Regions from separate parts of the Mus musculus genome. Here all the other regions are linked to region 4. A link is a loop called in an ENCODE intact Hi-C map of the cell type or tissue named here. Cell type or tissue: heart. All regions are shown on one strand.

What was found. Peaks named below come from ENCODE experiments on the same cell type or tissue, not always from the same donor. Only the 100,000 strongest peaks of a DNase experiment are listed, where the experiment ranks them.
Region 1: a loop joins it to region 4, with 3 times the contacts of the local background. A loop is called at or near these places in 7 of 42 quality-filtered maps.
Region 2: a loop joins it to region 4, with 6 times the contacts of the local background. A loop is called at or near these places in 17 of 42 quality-filtered maps.
Region 3: a loop joins it to region 4, with 2.4 times the contacts of the local background. A loop is called at or near these places in 6 of 42 quality-filtered maps.
Region 5: it touches region 4 in a loop (2.3-fold over the local background); 6 of 42 quality-filtered maps call a loop at or near these places.
Region 6: it touches region 4 in a loop (5-fold over the local background); 15 of 42 quality-filtered maps call a loop at or near these places.

The regions. Positions count from the first base shown.
Region 1 is chr11:54,877,288-54,881,287 of GRCm38, reverse strand. No RefSeq gene overlaps it. Among named protein-coding and RNA genes, the nearest start is that of Hint1, 13 kb to the right of the region's middle. RefSeq lists an enhancer at 1-2,102. In heart, a CTCF peak has its summit at 1,719 (motif pointing left); DNase peaks (open chromatin) are centred at 17, 1,207 and 1,667; H3K27ac peaks cover 1,830 bases.
Region 2 is chr11:54,996,670-55,000,669 of GRCm38, reverse strand. It overlaps Anxa6 (annexin A6), which reads left to right. Exons shown (of 26, transcript NM_013472.5): 13 at 817-875; 14 at 2,057-2,135. Among named protein-coding and RNA genes, the nearest start is that of Gm19911, 21 kb to the left of the region's middle. In heart, a CTCF peak has its summit at 2,239 (motif pointing left); a DNase peak (open chromatin) is centred at 2,149; H3K27ac peaks cover 1,420 bases.
Region 3 is chr11:54,925,946-54,929,945 of GRCm38, reverse strand. Tnip1 (TNFAIP3 interacting protein 1) reads left to right here. Exons shown (of 19, transcript NM_001199275.2): 9 at 728-851; 10 at 3,153-3,242. Among named protein-coding and RNA genes, the nearest start is that of Gpx3, 25 kb to the right of the region's middle. In heart, a CTCF peak has its summit at 1,997 (motif pointing right); DNase peaks (open chromatin) are centred at 2,015 and 2,372; H3K27ac peaks cover 2,778 bases.
Region 4 is chr11:55,085,664-55,089,663 of GRCm38, reverse strand. No RefSeq gene overlaps it. Among named protein-coding and RNA genes, the nearest start is that of Ccdc69, 9.5 kb to the right of the region's middle. In heart, CTCF peaks have their summits at 2,492 (motif pointing right) and 3,961; no DNase peak of the experiment used is centred here; H3K27ac peaks cover 2,278 bases.
Region 5 is chr11:54,934,721-54,938,720 of GRCm38, reverse strand. It overlaps Tnip1 (TNFAIP3 interacting protein 1), which reads left to right. Exons shown (of 19, transcript NM_001199275.2): 5 at 656-774; 6 at 2,180-2,260. Among named protein-coding and RNA genes, the nearest start is that of Tnip1, 26 kb to the left of the region's middle. In heart, no CTCF peak of the experiment used is centred here; a DNase peak (open chromatin) is centred at 1,710; H3K27ac peaks cover 743 bases.
Region 6 is chr11:55,156,972-55,160,971 of GRCm38, reverse strand. Slc36a2 (solute carrier family 36 (proton/amino acid symporter), member 2) reads left to right here. Exons shown (of 10, transcript NM_153170.3): 10 at 1,357-2,504. The coding sequence ends at 1,628. Among named protein-coding and RNA genes, the nearest start is that of Slc36a3, 7.3 kb to the right of the region's middle. In heart, a CTCF peak has its summit at 1,957 (motif pointing right); a DNase peak (open chromatin) is centred at 1,971.

The DNA of each region.
Region 1 (4,000 bases), 210 kb after region 4:
TCCGTTGCTTTTGTAGTTATCTTTGGCTAGGATTATTTTAACAACCCCCTAACTGGTGCCTCTGTTCCATGACACAGTGCACCAGATTAATCTTTTACAGCACCCATGATGTCATTTACTTCAGTTGCAAACAAAATACAGAGGAATGCTCTTGTTTGCCTGGTTTTCCTGCTGTGCTCAGCCTGTGCCACCAGACCTGGGAGTACTGTTTCCTCAGACTCCTCCCCTGCCTAGGCACACTGACCCCCGAAGTCTGTCCTTGCTCTGTGTCCACAGCCACAATCTTTTGTGGGCCTGGGAAATCCATATTAAGATGTGAGTTCTGAATGGTATATCGCTCAGTCAGCTCCATGCTTGCTCAGAGTGTTTAAAGTTGTCTTTGTCCATGTTTGCCAAAGTTGTCATGCCTTGCCCAACAAGACATGAGCCAAGTGAGGTACCACAACACCTGCAGTTCTAGTACTTGGAAAGTGGAGGCAGGAGGAGTAGAAGTCACAGGTCATCTATATAATAAGTTCAAACCAGCCTTGGCTACATGAGATCCTATCTCAAGAAAAAAAAAAGATTCTAATATTTTGCCACAACAACCTAGTCATCACCCCTCCCTTTTTGTCTCCTTTTTTCCTTCCTTCCTTCCCTCACTCCCTTCCTCCCTATCATCGTTTGTTCCTCCAAGCCTCATACATGCTAGACAATCCCTCTATCACTCAACGATATCTTCATCATTTTTGCCCAAGCGGGCTTTGAACTTGTGCTCCTGCCCCAGCCTTCTTGGTAGCTGGGGCTTTAAGCCTGCCAATACAAGTTTCTCTCTTTTAAGGTTTTAATTTTTATTCTTGTGTGTGTGTGTGTGTGTGTGTCTGTCTGTGTGTCTGTCTGTCTGTCTTTTATGATGCCTTTGGGTGCCTGCCTAAGAGGGTATTGAATCCCTTGGAGCTGGGGTGATAGGAGGCTGTGAGCCATTGGACACGGATGCTGAGAACTGAACTGAGGACCTCTAGAAGAGCAGCAAGCATTTCAACCACTTGCTAGCTTTGGTACAATTTCTTAACCATACTGACTAGCAGCTTTCTTCCCTGTAAAACAGAGCGTGACACTTCTATGTCTCAGCAGTGTCTGTCACCGGTCACGCACCCCTTAGCTCTTATCTTCCCTCTTTGATAACGCCGTGCACAGCATCACCAGCAGCTTGAAGGCAGAGTGAGTTTCCTGCCTTCTTGGGCCCTTGTTTATTCTGCTGTGTGACCACTGGTCTATTTGTGGATGAATTCGTCCTCACACCTGATAAGGACTGCCGAGGGACGGGAATCTTCTTATTTATTCCTGTATGCTCCAAAGTGTCCCCGGTACTGTGCCTAGGAGTGAATTAAATGCAGATAGAAGGCAACATTGCATCCTGGAGTCCATACCCTACACTTACTCTGCCATCTCCAGTTTTCTTATCCATATAAAGGAGATAATATTAATGTTTTAAAAATGAGACATCATTCGACTGTGGGGTTCCAGGGGCCAGGAACTCACTGTGCAGACCAGGCTGGCCTCAAACACACAGAGATCTGCCCTCTTCTGCCTCCTTAATGCTGGGATTAAAAGCCTGAAGCCAACACTCCCAGTGAGGATGTTACTATTAATGCCTGCCCACAGGGTCAGGGTAAGCTGTGTACGCGCATGGGCTTCCTTAAAGTTTAAGAAATCTTAGCATGGTTGCTTGCTGCCTCCTTGTGGAGAAAGTTCAAATCATCATGAAATATTCCTGTGATGATCTAGCAGACACATAACTCAGCACTGAAAACAAACCAAGCCTCAAATGAGAACCTGGGCCAAACAGATCGTCTGACTACAGTGAAATAGATGTCTATAGCATAATACCAAGAAGAGATCTCCTTATAAATGACAACACATTTATTTTTTTTAAGAATTTATTTATTATTATACATAAGTACACTCTAGCTGTCTTCAGACACACCAGAAGAAGGTGTCAGGTCTCATTACAGGTGGTTATGAGCCACCATGTGGTTGCTGGGATTTGAACTCAGGACCTCTGGAAGAACAGTCAGTGCTCTTAACCGCTGAGCCATCTCACCAGCCCGACAACACATTTATAAAAATGAAAGGTCGACAGGCCAAATGTTGGTGTTGGATGATGAAAATCAGTTCATTTCACTTTCATTTTCTTTCTGATTTCTTACTGGTGTTTCGTTTTTGAGAAAGGGTCTCACCGTGGCTGACCTTAAACTTGCTATGTAGCCCAGGCTAGTCTTAAGCTTGCAGCATTTCTGCCTCAACTTCCTTTTTATACCTATTTGTCTTGATTCTCTAGAGGAACAGAACTCACTCGTGTGGGCATGCATGGGTGTGACTTATAAGAATGGCTTACCAGCTGTGGAACAGCTAGTCTAACAATGGCTGTCTACCAATCAAAGGTCCAAGAATTCAGTAGTTGTTTGGTCCATGAGACTGGATGTCTCGGCTGGTCTTCAGTACATGCCAGACTCCTGAAGAAGGAGCATCTAATGCCAGTAAAAGAAAGGACTTGCCATTGACAGCAAGCAAGCAAAAGAGAACAGCTTCCTTCTTCCATGTTCTTTATATAGACTGCCAGCAAAGGGTGTGGCCCAGATTTTCCCACCTCAAAAGATCTGGGTTAAGTCCGGCACTGGTGGCACATGCTTTTTTTTTGTTTTTAAAGATTTATTTATTATTATACATAAGTATACTGTTAGCTGACTTCAGACACACCTGAAAGGGAATCAGATCTCATTATAGGTGGTTGGGAGCCACCATGTGGTTGCTGGGATTTGAACTCATGACCTTCAGAAGAGCAGTCAGTGCTTTTAACCACTGAGCCATCTTGCCAGCCCTGGCTCATGCTTTTAATCCCAGTACTTGGGAGGCAGAGGCAGGCGGATTTCTGAGTTCGAGGCTAGCCTGGTCTACAGAGTGAGTTCCAGGACAGTCAGGGCTATACTGAGAAACCCTGTCTCGAAAAACCAAAAAGTGGGTTTTCCCACTTTTAATGATTTAGTTAATAAGAAATCCCACACAGGTGTGCCCAAATGCTTGGGTTTTACTCCAGATGCAGTCAAGGTGAATAGCCACCATGAACAGTAGTGACTCTGAATGTAAACTGTATATCACGTGATATCATTGAACTGTTAATTTGCCTAAATAGAAAACTGCTGTGGGGACATCAAGATGGCTTACTGGGGAAAGCCACGGGCCACTAAGCCTAATGACCTGAGTTCAGTTCTCAGGACCCACATGATAGGAGGGAACTGACCCCATGTGGAATGCATGATACAGCATGTATGTGCATGCACACATACAAATAAAATGTAATAAAGTATCTTTTAAGCCAAGTGGTGGTGACATACACCTTCAGTCAGGTGGATCTCTGTAACTTTGAGGCTAACCTGTTCCACAGAGTGAGTTCCAGGACAGCCAGGGCTGCACAGAGAAACCCTGTCTCAAAAAACAAACAAAAAACCAAACAAACAAACAAACAAACAACCAAACCACCAAACAAAAAAAGTAGGGCCTGGAGAGACAGCTCAGTTCTAAAGGACATTTGCCAAGGCAGAGGACCCAGGTTTAATTTTCAGTATTCACAGAGCAGCTCACAAACATCTGCAACTCTCCTGGAGATCTAAATGGCTCTTCTGGCCTCTGTGGGCACCAGGCATACACATGGTGCATTTACATGCACATAGGAAAACGCCTATACACATGAACTAAATAAGTTTAAAGATCTTTTAAAGGTTTGTTTTGTTGTTTTGTTTTGTTTTTTGTTTGGTTTTGGTTTTTTTGAGACAGGGTTTCTGTGTAGCCCTGGCTGTCCTGGAACTCACTCTGTAGACCAGGCTAGCCTCGAACTCAGAAATCCACCTGCCTCTGCCTCCCAAGTGCTGGGATTAAAGGCGTGCACCACCACTGCCTGGCTAAAGATCACTTTTAAAAAGAGAAAACAGTTGTAGGTTTACTGAGAAATGTCCTTGTCTTG
Region 2 (4,000 bases), 89 kb after region 4:
GCCAGGATGCTGTCCCAAGGGCAGTGGGTATCCACAATCTGCAGAGAAGTTCACTGAAGAACACAAATGAGCATTAGAAAACCCTGGAGCCTGCTGGGTGACTAATGCCGTCTCAGGGGTAGCCATCCCGTGAGGCCTTGCCAAGAGATTGTCAGATGTAATAATTTTATAAGCTAATGGGGAAAAAATTTAGTTTGTACTCATGAATGATATCCAAAGAGGATTTTTTTATGGGTATCATGCACTGAACATTCCATGGGGAAAAAAGTTTGGGAAAATCTAGAATAAACAAAGATGCTGTTGCACAGGGCCTTTACCTGGGAACTTCTCACAGCCGTTGTCTTTTGAGGTCCATTCCAAAGCGTCGAGGGATAAGCCGTCTCTATTAACATACGGCTTGGTCAAATATTTGTTTGATTTTGAGCATTTTCCCGTGGGTGTGTTTATGGAATTCTACTTCCAGGAAATGGTTCCCATGGAAGTGCTATATATACCTGGGAGAGTGGAATGTCAGGGCCATGGGGAAATAGCATCTCAGAATGCCACGTCTAGTGAAGTCAGCATGGCGGCCAGCTGTTATCACTGGGAAGTATTTCTACCACAGGAAAGGTGGCAAACAACACACGCCAGAGACTTGTTCCTTCCTGTCTTTCCCAGAGCTGGTTGCTGGATAGTGACCAGCCATACACTGTTGGGGGCCTGAGCCACTGCAGGCAGGAGAAAAGGGGGAGCTGGTGTAAGTGTTCTGCCTCCCCTTCTTGTCCAAGAAGAGCCACGGCTGTGTTTGAGGTCACCTTTTCTCCTCTCTTTCCCCAGAATGATACTTCCGGTGAATACAAGAAGGCTCTGCTGAAGCTGTGTGGAGGAGATGATGAGTAAGTGACTTCTAGGCCCCAGGATGGAAAGACGGCCTGACTCTTCCAGCGCCTGTCCCAGTGGATGGGTGGATTGCATGAGCCTGGGTCTCTTTTGAGGCTGGAATGACAAATGAGGGAAAGTGACCCTCAGTATTCCAGTCTCTGCTGTCTTGGGGACCGTGTGTCTGAACAAGTGTGGCTACTATATATGGAACTCTCTGCTCTGTGAACTTGGAGGTCGATCTGGTGTCTGGACTGGGGATTAGAATTCAGGGGACTTAAGCTGGTCATGGTGGCACACGCCAGAGCCAAACAGATCTCTGTGAGTCCAGACTGGTCTATGTAACAAATTCCAGACTAGCCAGGACTGAGTAGTGAGACCCTGTTTCAAAAACTGATAGGGGAAGGAGCCAGGGGAAGGAGCCAGGAGAAGCAGGTCTGGGAAGCCCACCTGTAAGAAAGCCTAGGGATGAGGATTGGCCTGTGACTTCCTATGGCTTCTTCCTATGACTGCCATGGGTTCTGTGGAGAGCCTGGCAAAGAGATGAGGTGGCAGGTGAGCTACAGGGACCCTTCCTGGAATATTAAACTAGGTGACTGTGCCATAACACAGCCAAATTTATACCGAGGACATGGTGGGTTCTTAGACTCCCTTCTCCAGGGTTCAACAGTCAGTTAAGGAAGGGACATAAGGGCTTCCTGTTGACTATGCTCACTGCCACAGAGGCCAGAAATCCCTCCACACACACTGGCCCCTCACATGGCCTGGTGCCTTGCAAAAAGGTAAAGGGATGAAGCAGCCATGCCCTGCCCTTGGCTTATTTGGAAGGGGATTTGCACAGGAGTCACCCTGCTGTGATGAACAAAGAAGAGGTTGAAGGACTGCCCTACTTGGTCCTGGACCAACAAGGCTGCTAGGGAAAGCCCCACTGCATGCATAGGTTAGAGGGAGCTTAGGGGAAGCCAGAAGAATCGTGGCACTAGAAAGTCCTCGGATGAACTCATGCTACAGAAGAAACAAAGCCAAACAGGTCTGTGTTAGTGTGTGTGTGTGTGTGTGTGTGTGTGTGTGTGTGTGTGTGTGTGTGTGTGTGTGTGTGTGTGTGGTGTATTTGGCATAAGAGTGTTCTAGAAGTATGGGGTGTAGCCCATGATGACATTCCCTCCCATCCTCTCCCCGAACCCCTCCATTGTTCCAGTGCCGCTGGCCAGTTCTTCCCGGAGGCAGCACAGGTGGCCTATCAGATGTGGGAACTTAGTGCAGTGTCCCGAGTCGAGGTCAGACCCTCCCCACTTCCTGCTTGATCTCCTAATCACTGGCTTCCCCTTCTGCTTGCACCTTGCCACTGTACGCTGGTTGGCCCCTAGCTGCCCTCTGGTGGCCAACCCGAGCTGCGGCATCTTATATCTGAAGTTTCCAGATCTCTGCGCTGGTTCGTCCTAACAGCCCAGGGAGCATCCTGCCTGCTCTCCACTAACAAGGCTTCCTCCAGTGAGCCCCGAGGTTCCACGAGGGCCTCTGCATCCTGGGCCTGGCAGTTGGGCTTTGCATCCTGAGAGCAGAGAGGGCACTCCTGCTACTGTTGTTACTGCAGGATTTCGGGGGGTATACTCCTGAGCACTGTCACACCCAGGGGTCCACACTGGACGGGACAAAAGGTTTCACACAGGCTCCTGGCAAACTACTCCAGATACTGCTGGGTCCTCACCTTCCCTCCTGGCCTCTATGCCTGAACCTTTCAAATGAGGGGGTTAGACATGGCAGTCCTGGTGGCCTAAAGGCTCTTGAACGCTGAACTTCTATTCTACTCTTCCCTAAATTTGAAGGCAAATGCTGCCACTGAGGGAGACCTCGGGTTATCTGAGGAATGAGCTTGGCTTGGCCGATGAAAGTGCCTCCGCAAGTGTTAAGTGACACCCAAGCTCACAGAGAACCTACTGCTTTTCAGTTCCACCAGCCTTTCTGATAAGTAAAGAGAAAGCGGCTTGGTGCCACATCTGTGCTATACGAGGCGCCTGCCCTTTTACACCGAGAGCCGTGGCTTTGGCAAGCAGTAGCACCTTAAATTTGGTGACCTTTAACTTAAGTGGGGGCTAGTATTACATTCATTTTTATGAATTGGCATCTGTTAATAACATAGGATAATTTTTTTTCTAATTTGTGATAGTATATAAAGTATAAAATTATTTTTATCATAAAACTAGGGATATAGCTCAGTAGTAGAGCATTTGCCTAGCAAACACAAGATTTTTGGTTTAATTGCGACCACTGAAAAATTATTTTCACCTATTTATTAATTTGATAATACTTCTTAAATGTCTATTATATGTCAGGGACTTGTTAGCATAAGAGGAGATATACATATATACAAAAGACTAGGTGTGGTGGTGCATGCCTTTAAACCCAGCACTCAGGAGGCAGAGTCAGGTGGATCTCTATAAGTTTGAGCCCAGTCTGTTCTATGTAATGAGTTTCAGGCTAACCATGGCTACAGAGTAAAACTCTGTGTTAAGGAAAAAACAAACAAAAAGACAAAGATCACACAGTATGATGGCACATGCCTATAATCTCAGCACTTAGCAGGGAGTGGCAGAAGGGTCAGGAGTTCAAGGACAGCCTTTACTTATATGTAGTTTAGTTTGAAGTTGCCTAGGCTACATGAGATCCTGTCTTTTTTTTTTTTTTTAATTGCCTTTTATGAGTATTTAAACGTACTTCAAAATAGATCTATCCAGAAGGTGTTGTTTAGCATGTCAGACACTCCCCCCTCACCCCCGCCCCAATTATTCTAAATAAAACTGTTTAAGCAAAGGTCAGACATGGTGATGAACTTTAGTTCCAGCATTCAAGGAGCTAGAGGCAGGCAGATCTCTGAGTTTGAGGCCTACATAGTGAGTTCCAGGCCAGGCAGAGGGACGTAATGAGACCCTGTCTCCAAACAGAATAAAACAACTGCAAAGCCCAAAAATCACTTAAGCAAAATTAAAAAGAAATAGCAGATATGGAAAGCAGCAGGAACGTCATTGGGTCAGGACTAAAATCTGGAAACCATTTCTGCTTCTGAGTCTTTGGGCCTCGTTATGGGGAGCCATGGCTACATCAGGCATCGGGGCCCTGGGGCAGGGTGAATAGGATGCTGAGA
Region 3 (4,000 bases), 160 kb after region 4:
CAAACATCCTGAGTACCCAGCACTGCCTACCTCATGAACTTAGGGTTTCACTTTCACTTATTATTTCTGCTTGTTTCGTTTGGAATGGTCTCATTCCATAGCCCAGGGAACTCACTGCGTAGCTCAGGCCGCCTCAGACTCCATAGTCCAGCTTCTGCCTCCCAAATGAACGTTGGAGTCATAGGTGTGCGTGCCCACACTCAACTTTGCTGGTAGCCTTTCCTGCTGTAAACTGTAAAGAAGGTCTCACCCAGAGCAGGGCCTGTACTCAACACTAGAGAACCATGAGAGCAGATCCAGTGGGATTGAGTCCCTGGTGGGTGTGAAGATGGCTCTATCAACCCTAGCTCTGAGCCAGAAGCTTGCTCTTTCCATGTTAAAGAGGGGGGGTGCCAGGTGCCGGTGAGTGAGCATGACCTACTGCACCGCCCAGGCTCTGCCTGCGTCAGCTGAACCAGGACACTTGACTATAACTGGAGGGAGGGGCGGAGCTTTCTTAGAGAACAAGATCATAGAACTGGAAGGTGCCAGGTGTGGAGACAACCTACAGATGGGGGAAATTCTGCTGTTAAGGATTCTCATGCAGCCTGCACACCTTCTGGGTGGCTTACAGATGCCCTTTTGGTCTGGTCGCACCGCAGCAGTGCCTTTGACAGCAGATCCTTGGCTTTGCAAGTGTCTTAACCCAGGGCTGACATTGTGACATCTCCACTTGTCTCTTATCTAGGGAGGAAAACACGGAGCTCAAGAAACTGTTGATGAACAGCAGCTGCAAAGAGGGACTCTGTGGGCAGCCCAGCTCCCCAAAGCCAGAGGGTGCTGGCAAGAAGGGCGTGGCTGGACAGCAGCAGGTGTGTATCCCAAGCTCTCAAACCCAGGATCTGCTCTGCCCCTCGCTGAGGGAGCACATCTCCTCCTACACACATTCCAGTGGCAGAAGGTTCTGCCTGGTAGACTCTGTTTCCTGGTGCAGCACCTGCCTCCGTGGTATGACCAGTCCTTGGCTTTTTGTTCTGTCTTCACCCCACGTGGAGTATCCCGTTCTCTGAGACACGTGCTCAGAGCTATTGGCAGTCAAATTACATGGCTCTGCCGCCCACCCTGGCTGCTTGCTTCTCCCGCTTGCTGACTTGGATTGTCCAGCGGCTGCTCATGGGAGTTGGGTTTCAGTGTTTTGCTCATTCTGGGTACCAATACCTTGATGCATTTTGTCTTGTCAAAGTCTCCTTCCCAAAAGTCAGGTTAGTCTCTAAAGTGTCAGGGCTCCTAAGGGGATTGTATTAAGCTTGTGAGATCGCAACTTAGAGCTCTGCATGGAGAGGAAGACTGGTCTGGGGATGCCTCAGCTCTGGCCCACACCCCCACACCTCCAGGCCCAGCCCTGCCACACAGTGAAGGCCAAGTGTGCCTTGCTCCACTCTCACCATCCCTCAGGCTCCTGTAACCCAGTTGTTTACCTCCTCAAGTGAGTTGCAGTCAGTTGCAACATAAGCCCTAATGCCAGCTTTCTATGTAATATAGTAATGACCTTGGTCACTCACTCCCCACCCCGGGGCAGTGATGTAATTTACCTGCAAAGCCATGAGCTCACTTGGGCTCTTTTGCCTGAAGGGATGTCTCTTCCATGTGCGGGGCCAGCAGGAGACTTGGAGAGGTCATGTGCCATCATACAATTAAGATTCTTCTGTCACCTCTCAAGCAGATGTGGGGGTGGCCGGCTGAAGAGCAAAGCCTTCTCGCTCTGCCTCTCGCTGGCATTGTTGCTCACTGTTGTAGCCATGGTTGGTCTGAAACACACTGGGTAGATCAGGCTGGCCGTCAGCTCACAGAGATCCTCCTGCCTCTGTTGGGATTAAAACTAAGTGACACATAGCCTTTAGCTGTTGCTGTTGACAGTGAGCTTCCTGGGGCAGGCATCTGCCCTTTTTGAGGCCACCTTATCAGATAGATACCCTTTCCTCTCCAGGTGGCATGGTATGTTTACAGGACATAGCCTGTAGGGGGCACCAGAGGCTCACAGGCTCTGCTTCCAGCCTCTGCCCAGCCTGTGGTAGGACATAGAGAGTTGATGGGGCCAGTGCAGAACAGCTTCTGGTCTGAGCAGACACTGGCGACAGTCACTGCACGTGCACTTCTCGCCTTGTCCTGTGGTTCTTACCTCAACACCTCAATTGTTCAGTTTTAAAACATTTTATTTTGAGGTAACTTTAAACTGAGGCAGAAATAGTGTGGAGTTGTGTTCCCGTACTCCCTCCGTCTTCCCTGGCTGGCTTCTATAACCGCAGACCTACCTCACCAAGCATCTTACATAACTGTGGTTCTTACCAGACTGGGCACTGCCGTCAGCAGCGCTGTCCAGATGCACCCATCCTTCACTCCCTCCCTTTCTGCCTTCCAGAATTGAATCCAGGATCCCACGTGGGGTTCCTATCACAGCTCCTTAGTCTCCTCATTTCGGCGACGTGGCTCAGCTGTCCTGGTTTCCATGACCTTGGCACTTTTGAGTTATGCTGGCCGGTTGTTTTGCAGAATGGGTTTTGGGTTTAGATTAGATTGTGGTTGCAGAATTTGGAAAGAATCTCAGAGATGGCATGTTGTGCACACACATCTGCACATGCGGGCTCTCGGCACATGTGTCTGGGCTCGTGATGCTTGCCAGCCTCCATCACACTTTCACGGCGTTTATTTTATGTTGGGGGCTGCATGCGTGTATGGAGGTCTGAGGCAGTTCTCTCCTTCCACCATAGGCTCTGGAGATTGCACTCAGCTCATCAGACTTAGAGACAATCGTGTTCACTCACTGAGCCATCTCACTGGCTCCTCACAACTTCTAAAAAATATATAAGCCACGCCTTTTAGGTTAGGGGATTCGGAGTTGTTGTGGGGTTGACCAGCAGGGCCTCAGAGTTAAAGTGGGGAAGATGGCTGTGGAAAGAGCTGGTGAGAGGATGTGAGGCTGGCAGCCACAGTATGCATCAGCAAAGGGGAATGTTCCTCGTGGGCTTCCAGGAGGAGGAGGTCGTGGCTGAGACATGGCTGCTGGGTGGGAGGAGCAGGGAGATTGGAGACAAGGGGCTGAGGCCCTGGGAGAGCACTGGGCTGGGGAACGAAGTTTTATCTGACACTTTGGTGAAGGCTCTGTCTCTCCCTAGGCCAGTGTGATGGCGAGTAAAGTCCCTGAAGCGGGGGCCTTTGGAGCAGCTGAGAAGAAGGTGAAGTTGCTAGAACAGCAACGCATGGAGGTAGGTGGCCAAACTGGGAGGTCAGGGACGAAGGCCCCACCTGGCTCTCTGGTTCCTGTTGGGCCTAGATCACCTTAGAGAGTTATTGTGGAAACCATTGAACCATCTGCCCATGGGATAGATGTCTGTCCTCTCGGGACCAACCACAGGGATCACTGAGGAGACTGAGTTTGTGGCACAGGCTGAAATTATTTGGGGACCTTAGGGAGCTGGACAGATGGCTCAGTGGTAATGGTGCACGCAGAGGACCTGGGCTCAGTTCCCAGGACTCTCACATACCAGCTCACCACTGCCTGTAACTCCAGCTCCAGAGAGTCTAACCCCTTTTTCTGGCCTTCACGGGCACCCACACTCACCACATATAGATGCAGACCCGTATATTAAAAGGGTGAGCCTAGGAAGGCTAAGGTAAGCTGGACACGGGAGAGGTGGTGGTCAGTCAGGACAGTCGGCATTGGAGACACATGCTGCAGTGGGAGTGGCTAACAGTGAAGGAAGCTCCCACACCCTTGGCAGCAGCATTCTCTGTCTCCCAAGCCCCTCCCCACCTCCAGCCCAGGCCACTAGCCTGTCCTTGTCCCTCCTCACACAGTTGAGGTCTTCCCGACCTCTTCTTCCCCACCCCTCTTTCTTCACACACATCTGAAGTCTTACTTACATTCATATTCTAGATTGACTCATCTCTCAGAAGGAAAAGAATGTTCATTATGTAATGAACCAAGAGTCTCCCTCCAGATGGCTGCCGCTGACATCAGCTC
Region 4 (4,000 bases):
TCTGAATTCTTTCTATAGACCAAGGAGCCAACGAGATGCCAGGGCAAGGTCCTGCTGACATTCCAGTTGGGTAGGTAGTTCCATTTTTGTTCAGTCACATCTTTATATGGTTACCTGGCTCTCCATTCCTTATCCCAGTCAAAGAAAAGAAAGAAAGAAAGGTCCTTGGATCTTTTTATAGAGGATGAGGGGTTTTGGTACCAGAGACTGACCACAGGCCTTCCTCACATGCCAAATGACCACTCCACCACTGAGCTGAATCCCACACTCAGCCCTCTTCTATGATTTTGACATTAAGACAGGGTTTTGTTTTTAAGACTTATTTTTATGCCGGGCGTGGTGGCACACACCTTTAATCCCAGCACTTGGGAGGCAGAGGCAGGCAGATTTCTGAGTTTGAGGCCAGTCTGGTCTACAGAGTGAGTTCCAGGACAGTCAGGGCTACACAGAGAAACCCTGTCTCGAAAAACCAAAAAAAAAAAAAGACTTATTTTTATTAACATGGATGTGTGTGTAGGGTTGGGAGTATCGCCTGTATGCAGGTGGTCAAGCAGGCAGAAGAGGTTGTCCTGGCCCTCTGGAACTAGAGTTACAGGCAGTTGTGAGCCTCACAATGTGGATGCTGGAAACTGAACTCTGTTCCTGTAGAAAAACAGCAAGTGCTTTTGATCACTGAGCCATCACTCCAGCCCTGAGACAGGGTCTTGCTGCAGGTGTTTTTAGGGCAAAAACTCAACGTTAGCAGCCCCATCTACCTAGGCTCTGCCACCTGCCTCACCAGTAGTGAAAAAAATAATACGGTAGGCAGTAGTGGCACATGCCTTTAATCCCAGCACTCAGGAGACAGAGACAGGAGGATTTCTGAGATGGAGGCCAGTCTGGTCTACAGAGTGAATTCCAGGACAGCCAGGGCTACACATAGAAACCCTGGAGAGAGAGAAGAGAGTAGAGAGAAGAGAGAAGAGAGAAGAGAGAAAACAGATTTACTCAGTATGGCCACACTTGTTAGAAGAAAAGATAGAGGGGTCCAGTAGCCCCAATTCCACTTTGGGGGTACTTAAACGAACTTTAGATATAAGGAGAGGAAGAGCTGGGGTGGGTGACATCCTGGGCAAGGTGTTGACATTGTCTCAGCTCTTGTTCCTCAGGGTGGTCCAAAACTGTCACCCTTGAGGCAGTAGTTGGGCTCCCACAAGATGGCTACCGCTTCAGGGTATGCCCCTGCCTTTGTGTACAGTTGCCCTCATCCAGGGATCCACGGTGACTCTGAGGGAAGATTAGGACAATGATGTCGTTCTGGGACTTCAGCCACAGTAAAGAAGACAGGCAGGAAAAAGAAGAGATGTCCGGCTGACTGGTCTCTATGGCCCTGTGAGAAGTCACCACTTAGAGGAACAGACGGTCAGCACCCGTGTGCCCCCTGAGCTAGGATCCCAGCCTTGCTTTTCTCTTGTTAACGTGACTTTCAGTGTGGGATCTAAGTTCTTCCTTTGTTATGTTGAGATACAGTCTAATGCAGCCCAGGTTAGGGTGGTCTGAGATAGCCCCTTATGCCCCAGTTTTCAGCTCTGCACTGGCTGGGAGTGACAGACCTGTGAACTTCTTGCACTCCACTTAAAGCAAAGCTTGGGATCACACCCAGATCCTCAAGTGTGTCACACAGGCCCTCAGTTACCCGCCTGCCATCCGTCATCTTTGACATGGGAGTGTAGACTCTGACTTTTATGGTGGACTAGAACAGTATTCTGGCCAGGCAGTAGCAGGTGTCCAGGTTCAGCTAACTTTGCCGTCCTTGGGTAAAGTCACTATTTCTTTCCAAAGAAAACCACTGGGCGACTGTCCCTTCCCCCTCTGCTTAGGACAACAAGCAGGAAGGATCATGCCTCAGTCCTCCCCAGGATGAGGGGAAGGGATTCCTCTGTGCCTCAGAAGGGGTCCAGGTCGGTATTGTTACATCAGATCGGTATTGTTACATCAGATCGGGAATCGAGCTCTGACAAGTTGCCCAAGAAGAGGCGGGTTATTTTGTCTTTTTTTTTTTTTTTTTCCCCAGAGTTGAGGACTGAACCCAGGGCCTTGCACTTGTTAGGCAAGTGCTCTCCCACTGAGCTAAATCCCCAACCCCGTCCCCATTTTTAACTCTCCTCTTCCCAGAACCCTGATCCAGCTGCTTTCACAGAAAGCTGGGTTGAGAGTTAAGAAGTCCCTTCTTAAGCCTTGAGAGCTGGATTCTGAGACGAACCACATCAATTTACCTACCAATAGTAATAAACCCTTGGCGAGTCCTCTGCAGTTTCCGGAGCACTATGAAGCTCATTCATTCATTCATTCATTCATTCCTCTAGCATTTGCCAGGCAGGGCAATACCAGGGCATCCAGCTCTGAGATTGCACTACGGACTGTGCCTCAGCAACTTCACCCGCTGTTGGCCTCAGGGCTGCTGGGATTTCAAGCCTGTTCACAGCCATCATCAGTACACGTTACTTTCCAGCAGAGGGCGCCCGAGGCCCAGCTCGTCTCGGTTGAAAAACACTATGGCCTAATTGGATTTTCCAAGACTAAGAAGGAAAACTGGATTCTTACCTGAACTCTCCAAACTTTAGGGTAAGCAGCTAGTTGCAATCTTCATGAAAAACTTCATGAACTAAAATAGATGCGTAGGACAGACGAGTCCTAAAAATCCCAGGGAAAGAAAGAGATGTTCATTCACTCAGGTTTGGGAAGAGACCCTCAACTCCTGACTTTGATCCTGGTCCTCTGGTCCTTATGCCTATGTGGTCCCCAAGGAGACCTGCCTCTACAGCTCCAGAGTGCACGGCTTCGGAGAGCCAGTCGTACTGTGAAACCAGAACAGGAGGCACATTGTTAAGGATACCTTATTGCTAAGTCCCATCTCCGACAAGAATAGGTTTTTTTTGGGCTGGAAGGATAGCTCTTTGGTTGCTTATCCAGAAAACTGCACCCACATAGCAGTTCACAATCACCTGTAACTCCAATTCCAGGGGATCCAATGCCCTCTTTGAACTGCCTCAGGCTCCTGCAGATATGTGGTGTGTGTGTGTATGTGTGTGTGTGTGTGTATGTGTGTGTGTAGACACATAAAAATAAACCAATAAATAATTTTTTAAAACATTCTATTTCTAGTTAAGAGTTTCTGTTTCTTAAACCTGATGTGCCCTGCAAAACCTGTTTTTTTTCAAAGATTTATTTATTTATTATATGTAAGTACACTGTAGCTGTCTTCAGACACACCAGAAGAGGGCGTCAGATCTCGTTACGGATGGTTGTGAGCCACCATGTGGTTGCTGGGATTTGAACTCTGGACCTTTGGAAGAGCAGTCGGGTACTCTTACCCACTGAGCCATCTCACCAGTCCGCAAAACCTGTTTTTAAGCTAGACTGCTGTGGTGCATGCCTTTAATCCCAGCACCTGGAAGGCAGAGGCAAGCAGATCTCTGTAAGTTTGTGTTTTGTGTCCATCCTGGTCTATGAAGGGAATTACAAACCAGCTAGGATTGCATAGTGAAACCCCTTTTCTCAAAAAACAAAACAAAAAAAAAAAAAAACAAAAAAAACAAGTAAACCATGAGGTATTTTAGCTCTGGCTGTCCTGGAAGTTGCTCTATAGACCAGCTTGGCCTCGAACTCGCAGAGATCTACCTGCCTCAGCCTCCCAAGTGCTGGGTTTAAAGGTGTGTGCCACCACCACCCAGCTATTTTTGCTTTTATTCTTGCTTTTTTTTAATGTCTTTTTTTTCTAATAGCCAGTTATCTCACCCCTGTAAACACACTTAGAGTTGTTTTCATTTAACCTTATGGGTCTTCCCCATAAAAGGGACCTCAAAAACCTAACCCAAAGCTGCTCCTGACTTAGGTTGCAGCTCCAAAATAAAGCTTGGTCAGTTGTGGAATTGGTCTTTCTCCTTGAATATTTGGGATTAACACTACCACCAGGAGCCCTGTGGGCTGGGGAGGTCGCCAGGCGGGAGGGGGAGCAGAG
Region 5 (4,000 bases), 150 kb after region 4:
TCCCGAGTGCTGCACGCCCAGCATTGAGTCCAGGTTTTACAGTTGCTAGCAGAGTGACTAGTCAAGTTGATGACCTTGCCAGACCCTGGTTTCCTTTCTTTAAAACAGGAATGCTACGAGGCTGCCATGAGAACACCGTAGGGAGTTAAGGCTCAGTGGGTAGAATGCTCACTAGTGTGCATGTATTCAGCTGCTCGGAGTAAACTGCACGGTGGCACATGCCTGTAACCCTGGAGTTGGGAGTTGGTAGCAAGAAGATAAGGAGTCCAATGTCATCCTTAGCTGCATACTGAGTTTGGGGCCAGCCTCTGAGCTGCGTGAAGCCAAGTTTGAGGTCAACATATGTTACATGAGCCTCTCTCAAAACCCGAAAGAAAGCACTTGGTTAACTGAAAATTCTTTCTAGATCCCTGAGGCAGAGAACCATGACCACCTTGGAGTTTTCCTAGTAACTAGGTCTGCAAAGGGGTCTCTGCCCAGGCTCTGGACTCCATTACCCAGGCCAGGCATTTCACGTGACTTCTTGTCTTAAAGGGACAGCCTCCCTTTTCTCTAAATCAAGAGGGAACTCAGTCAGAGGGCTTCCATCTTCCTGGGGGCTGGGTTCAGGCGTCTTCCCTTCTAGGTTTCTTTAGCCACAGTCTTGATTTTCCAGGACAGGATACAAAGGTCCAGGTACATCCTGCTACCAGCACTGCCGCCACCACCACCGCCACCGCCACCACGGGAAACTCCATGGAGAAGCCCGAGCCAGCCTCCAAATCTCCGTCCAATGTAAGTTGCATTTGGAGCTGTGACTGGTTACCTAAAGCTCTTCCCGCCACACATCAGTCTGGAGCGCTGGGATGGGACAGCTTGCCATTTTGAGGTGAAAGTCATGGTTCTCATGACCAGGAAGGTCCTGATCAAACAAGGAGTTTTCTCTCATTTCCTGAGCTATCTAACGTGACCATGCTCACTAACTGGGCACAGACACATACTTCCAAGATGCTCAGAAACCATGTGCTGCAGGCTCAATGGAGAAGTGTAGCCTGGCATCATAGGGCCAGATCCTTCAGATGGTCAGAAGGTGGGTCTTTTCCAAGCTGAGACCACAGATGGGGTCATGGTGGCTCTGACTGGTGGCCAGCTGGGCTGGTTTCTCCCATCTGTCCTACCCCATCCAGGACAGGGAAAGCAGGTCAGGAGGGTGTTTTTGGTTTGGGGGTTTTTTGGTGGGGTATGAAGGAAGAGGTATATGCGTGGAGTGTGTTCTGGTGAGGACAGAGGAGGGCATCAGGTCTCCTGCTCCTTGCTTTATCCCTTACATCTCTTCACTGAACCCAGAGCTTGCCATCTCCAGATAAGCCAGTACCCCAGGGATCCTCTTGTCTCTGTCCACTCCCGTGCTGAGCTGTGAGTTAGGGATGCCCAGCTGTGCTGTTTATATGGGTGCTGGGAAATCCCAAGTTAGGTCTTCCTGCTGGTGTAGCGAATGTTCCACCCACTGAGCCATCTCCCCAGCCCCAGTCACGCCACATTTAAGGGTCTCTTAGAGCCAGGTTCAGATGAACTCTGGGCTCCTCAGCTGATTGAACAGCCAGTGAAGTCTGCGCCTTGGTTGATGACACATTGCAGAGCGGCCTTAGTGTTCTCAGGTCAGTCCTCTCCTGGGATGACCTTTGGGTTGAGTTGGTGAGGCTGGTGCAGGGCCTCCCTTGGTGGTGGCTGTAGTAGCTGCTGCCAGCCAGGGTGACAAGAGGCACCTGAGCCCAGGAGATAGCTTGGTTGCTTTGGCAGGATCTGCCAGCTTGTGCAGAGTCTTGGCTTGTGTGTTGACTCTGTGAACTTGGTTTCCTCATCCGTTCCAACACACACACACACACACACACACACACACACACACACACACACACACACACACACAGAGAGAGAGAGAGAGAGAGAGAGAGAGAGAGCAAATAAATAATACTGTTTCAAGGTTGGCTCGACCCACACCCCTGTTTCACTGATAAATAATGGCCATGGAGGGGTATGACCTCAGATCACAAGGAGGGTGATGGCAGTCCTGTGGTTCTTGGGTGATCTCATGAATAGTGTGTGACTATTGCCTCTAGGAACTCTGCACTGTTTGCCCTTCTGTCTTCCTTGGGGGCAGGGTCCGTTTATCATGGGCAGCTACTAACTTCCTTCTACCTAGGGCGCCTCCTCGGACTTTGAAGTGGTCCCTACTGAGGAGCAGAATTCACCCGAAACTGGCAGCCACCCTACGAACATGATGGTGAGCAGACAGGCATCCCCGCCCCCACCTCCAGCACATCCTTTTCTTTCCTCTCTGTCTGTCACCTGCCCTTTCGTGACACGACACTCAGATCCCTTGGGTCCCCTGTAGTTACATGGGGGACACAGAGGGGCTATAGCATGGGGTGCTTCTTACTCTCATATGCAAATCCCCCGCTGGTGACTTCCCCAGCTTGGGGCACACAGGCACCCCACTGTTGTGAAAGCCTGGGCCACTTGCCAGCCCCACTGGCCTCTGGACCAATCACCTTTCTGTCAGTTACAGTGACTCAGCCTCTTGGGTCTGTAGGTGTGGAAAGGGTCGGCCTGGTGCTGATGGGAGGGGTGGGAGTGATTTACCCTTTTGTGCTTGTCCTTGGCTCCTCCCAGGGGCAGATGGCCCGGAGGTTACACTTTGTGTTCACAAGTGGGGTGCACGCGTTTCTCCAGCTTCGGAGGGGCTGCTCAAATCCACATTCCTACCTTGCAGTGTTTAACCTTAGTCCAGCCGTGCAGTCCTTCTGTTCTTTCTTAAAATGCCAGACTTGGAGAGCTGCTGTGAAAGATCTTCAAGATTTGTCAGAGACCTTAAAGTCCTGTCTTTTCCTCATCCCTCCCTCCTATTTAATGTTTGCTTTATTCTGTTCTGTTTTGCTTTGTTTTCGTGTGAGGCAAACCTCTTGCCTCTTCTCCTAAGTCCATACCATGAAGCATGCCCCACTATAGACCATTAAACTGTTGCTATGCCAGCTCTACTTGGCCTCCCCTTCACCTGCAAACACCACCCCATCTCACACCAGCATTTAACCTTCAGTGCTGAGAGGATCGCCCTGTCAGGATGCTCTGTGTTTTGTCTCCTGGGACCATATGCATCTCGTCCTGTTCTGTCCCTGAGGACTGAGACATGACTGAGAGCAGGCGAGGTTCCCTCGCTCAGAAAGGTTTCAGCGCGCAGTCATGGGCTGATAACTTACCTTTTCCATTAAAGTCTGTCTACGCCAGCTCAGGAGTACACCAACTCCTGCTGGAAGCTTGTAGGCTACTTGGAGAAACCTGAGCACTTGATACACCTCCAGAGATCAGCCCTGGCCACTCCTAGTCCTTTGTGGTAGGAAAGGGACGTGCAATTGGAGACTGATTCTGCTTTTTTTTTTAATTAGAATGTGATGCTGATAGGACACAGGCCGAGCATTCAGTTGCCCAGAGCTCACTAGCAGGTCCTAGAGCCCTGGGTTACAGTGAGAAAATCCCAGTTGTAGGCCTGGCTCTGCCACTCTGCCATGTACTGACTGGGCTGCTATGAGCAAGTTCTCTGTCAGGATACATCATTGTCTCAGCCTGAGGGAACCGTAGCTCCCTGTGGCTCTGCTCTCTGATTCCCTGAAGTATTGGGGTTTGGGAGGAATCTGCTGGGTGATTCCTTGCCTGAACTTGGGGGTTGTGGTTGGGGGTAGGAAGTGGGTGGGTGGGTGGGGGGAACTGCTGGGTGAGTCTGTGAACTATTTTAGAGGAGGGGATCCGGAGGTGATGAAGAGTGTGAACATTTGGGGTAGATCAGGATATATAGAAATGAGGTCCACAGAACCCTGGGGTCTTGCAGGGGGCCTTGGGCAGGAGAAGGTTGGGAGGCCTAGTTAACGCCTGTCTATGAGCCAGGATTGAAAGGTCCCACTGAGATCCTTAGGACTGCTGTGGGTATGACCAGGGCTGTGGCTTCAGTAGCAGTGTTCTAGAGGGAATG
Region 6 (4,000 bases), 71 kb before region 4:
GGGACCATCTGAAACTCCCACTCCCTTTGGGCTTGGGGGTTGGTGGGTTTTGCTGAGACCCCATATGGGGCAAATCTGGTTCCTTCATTCCCTGGTTATAGAGAGCTACCCCTTTGGATCTCCTAGCTGTAGCTCACAAATGAACACTGGGTTGTCTTAGTCTCTCCATCTCCAGAACCCCAAGTACTGAACCTAAGGGGTTAGAGAACCCCGCCAACAACACAATAGGAACACAAACTGTTGTGAGGAACCCTCCAAAGATGACCACCATTTATAGCCAGGTGAAAGTCTTTATTCCAGCAGGCTGGGACTATACTCAGGTATTTGGGGACTCAAGTGTAGCCTCAAACATTTAGAGCAAGTGGCTTATAGGCAAAATCTACATCCTGGTGTCTTACACAGCAGCTGAAGCGGGACAAGGAGGTTGAGGCTGGGGTTTGCACAAACAGGCAATTTAACAGAAACTAAGATAAATAAACCGAGACATCCTGGCCTCAGGTTCCCAGAATAGAATTGAGTGACTTTTCGTGGAATTCTCCATCAAAGAGATCAAAGTCTAGTTAAACCCAAAATGGCCTCCGCAAAAATAGAAGATGAAGGAACCTCTGCATTGCCTTGCCCTGTCAGGGCAGAGCTGAACAACAGGAATGGGCAACACCAACCACGAGTGAGCCCTCCTGGAGAGGACTGGCGCCCTGGGAACACTTCGCTTTCTCTTTTCTTTCTTTTTTATTTATTTTTTTACATTTGTTTGTTTGTTATTCATATGTACATGTTGACACATGTGTATAGGTCAGAAGACAACTTGCAGGAGTCAGCCCTCTTCTTTTACTATGCCCTGCCTTCTCTCTGTCTCTGTCTCTGTCTCTCTCTTTTCCTCCCTCCTCCCCTCTTTCTTTCTTTCTTTCTTTCTTTCTTTCTTTCTTTCTTTCTTTCTTCCTTCCTTCCTTTCCTTCCTTCTTTCTTTCCTTCCTTCCTTTTTTCTTTCTTTCTTCCTTTCTTTCTCTACGTTTATTTATTTCCTTTTTATACAGTCTCACATATCGCAGGTTAGCCTCAAACTAGACTATGCAGCCAAAAAAATCCTTGAGCTCTGGATGCTCCAGGCTGCACCTCCAAGTCGCTGGGGTTATAGGTGTATGTTGCTGTGCCCAGTTTTCATGGTGCCGGGGATAGAATCAGGGCTTCACACATTCTGGGCAGGCATTCTACCAACTGAGCTACATCCGCAGCCCTCAATTTTTATGTGCAAAGCTGAATTTCTGAGGGAGGTTTGGTTTCTCTTAAAGACGACTTCAATAACAGCCTTTAAAGTAAACCTAGGACTCTCCATCTGTCTCCCTTCATCTCCCACAGGCATGCTGGCCATCCTCATCCCACGCCTGGACCTGGTCCTCTCCCTGGTGGGCTCTGTGAGCAGCAGCGCCCTGGCCCTCATCATCCCGCCCCTGCTGGAGGTGGTCACCTACTATGGAGAGGGCATTAGCCCCCTGACCGTCACCAAGGATGCCCTCATCAGCATCCTGGGCTTCATGGGCTTTGTGGTGGGGACCTACCAGGCCCTGGATGAGCTGATCAAGTCCGGGAACTCTCCCGCCCTGTCCAACTCCACCATGTTTATTCAGTGACAGAGCCTCTCCTCGCCCACGGTGACTTATGTTGTCTATGAATTTTTTCACTTTGCCTTTTCTCTGGTCCAAGACAGGAAAAAACAAAACAAAACAAAAAACAGGTGTAGCATATCCCCAGTACCGTGTGTGTGTGCGCGCGCGCGCAAAGGAGATGGGGGCCATCTACACCGCATACAAGGTGTAGATAGATGGTCATTAAAAACAAAAGAAATGTTGGTCGTTCTCTAGTTTTCCACACTGTGGAGACCTCACCTGTGGAAACCGCCATCTTGTTTTTGTCATTTATCTGCTAATTTCCTGCCTTGAGTGGAGCTATGCAAAAAGCAACCACTAGGCGGCAGCAATAGCCAGCTTTTGGCAGAAGGTAGTCTCTGCCCGCTGAGGCTTTGGTTATTTCCTTTTCCTGACCATGATGGGGAACACTGTGCTCAAGGCAGCATCAAGATGGAGGGGGCCAGGGCCAGTCACAATGCTCAGATAAAATGTCACCATCTATGTTACAGATAAGTGTGTTGAACTTTCTAAACCACTAAGTCTTAGCCCAACTCAGAAATCCAGCAGTGAACAAGAAAAACATAGGGTCATGCCTATGGGCCAGGGGCAGCAGACAGAGACATCATTGGAGTCGTTTTTTTACTTCTGAATTCTTGCAATGAACATCTTCTGTTACCTGTCGGGCACCAAGCATAATACAGGGCTCTTATATAATAGTTTGGGTAAAGGTGTTATAAAAACAAGAGCTTATATAACATTGTAGCTTTGTGTACCCAACAGTAGAGTCTACGGGTCATCTCCTGAGTCTTGACCTTGTAACTTGCCATGGTCAACAGTAAAAGTGTTACAAATGGAAATTCGATGATGGCTTCCACCCTGAGACTGCCTTCTCTTTCTGCTTTGTGGAGCTGATTTTTCTTTAAAGTGTGTGTGTGTGCATGTGTGTGCACCAGAGAGAATGTTAAGTCCCCTGGAGCTGGAGTTACAGGCAGTTGTAAAACACTTAGTTCCTCAGCAAGCACTCTTAACCACTGGGGAATCTCTCCAGCCCTGCTTTCCACATCATGGATCTGAGAACACCAAGTGAAATGGAGTGTGTGACATCGTGCCCAGTCTCCTGGAGGATAGGGGACCATATGGAATAGAAACGACTCATCATGATCGAATGCCACACCAAGATCAACCAGCCTGTTTCTAGACACACGTGTGAAGCCATATGGACAACGTCCGCAGTAAAGTTGACCAGATCATAAGAACTGTGTACATGAGAGTCATGGCTGTAGCTCAATGACAGGGCATGTGCTTGGTTACCTGAGACTCTGGGTCTCATCTCCAGCACTGTGTACTGTGTGTGTGTGTGTGTGTGTGTGTGTGTGTGTGCCAAGAAGATGGGACCAAGATGACCAATGTGAGCTAGTGCCCATGAGCCACAGAGGGAGGAACAGAATACACATGTAGTTTCCGTCCCTTTGGTGTGCGGTTTCATAGGTTCTGGTGACTCTCTCTCAGGCACTTGCTGTTACCTATCTCATTGCTGTGAGAGAGGCGACTTGAAGCAGGAAAGCTGTGCCTTGGCTCACAGTTTGAGGCTCCAGTCCATGCTGATGGAGAATGGCACCCAGGCAGCCTGTCACATGACAGACACAGTCAAGAAACAGAATCGCCAACACTCTCAGTTCTCTCTCTTTTCATTTAGCCCAGGACCCCAGCACACTGGAATGGTGCCGCCCACATCATTACCCTAGTCTGGTCACAGGCTTGCCCACACGCTTGCCTCCTGGGCGGCTCTAGATTCTGTTTAGTTGACGGTTAATTGTGCCACTGGGAAAGAGGTCAGCTTAGCAAATGACACCTGCCTGATTGAACCGGCTCCTGTGTGTCCCCACCCTTCCATATTTGTGTGACGTTCAGAATATGTAGAGGGGACATTTGGGATCATCCCAATTCCCGAGGCCTGGTCTGCTTCTTCTGTGTCTTACTTTCCACACATTGAACCTCTGTGAGGTATTTCCACATTCCCACTCAGACGGGGGCAGGGTTGGCTGTCCACATGGAAACCCCAAACCCTTCAGAGTCCCTGCTGGGAGATGAGACTCCAAGCCTGGGCAGTGCTCAGCAGTCTGCCTTTCCAGGGATGGGCCATCTATCATCCCCATCCTTGACTCTGTGACAGACCTAACGGAGCCCCAGAAGAGTGGTCTTCCTCCCCCTGCTCGCACTTGGTCTCCACAGACAAGCCCCTATTGTATAAGATAATTGAGTTAATCTTTTTTTTAAAGATTTGTTTTTATTTGTGGTGTGTGCGCGCCGTGTGTGTTATATGCACGGATCCCTCAAAGGCCACAGAGAGTCTCCTGGAGCTGGAGTTACGGGTG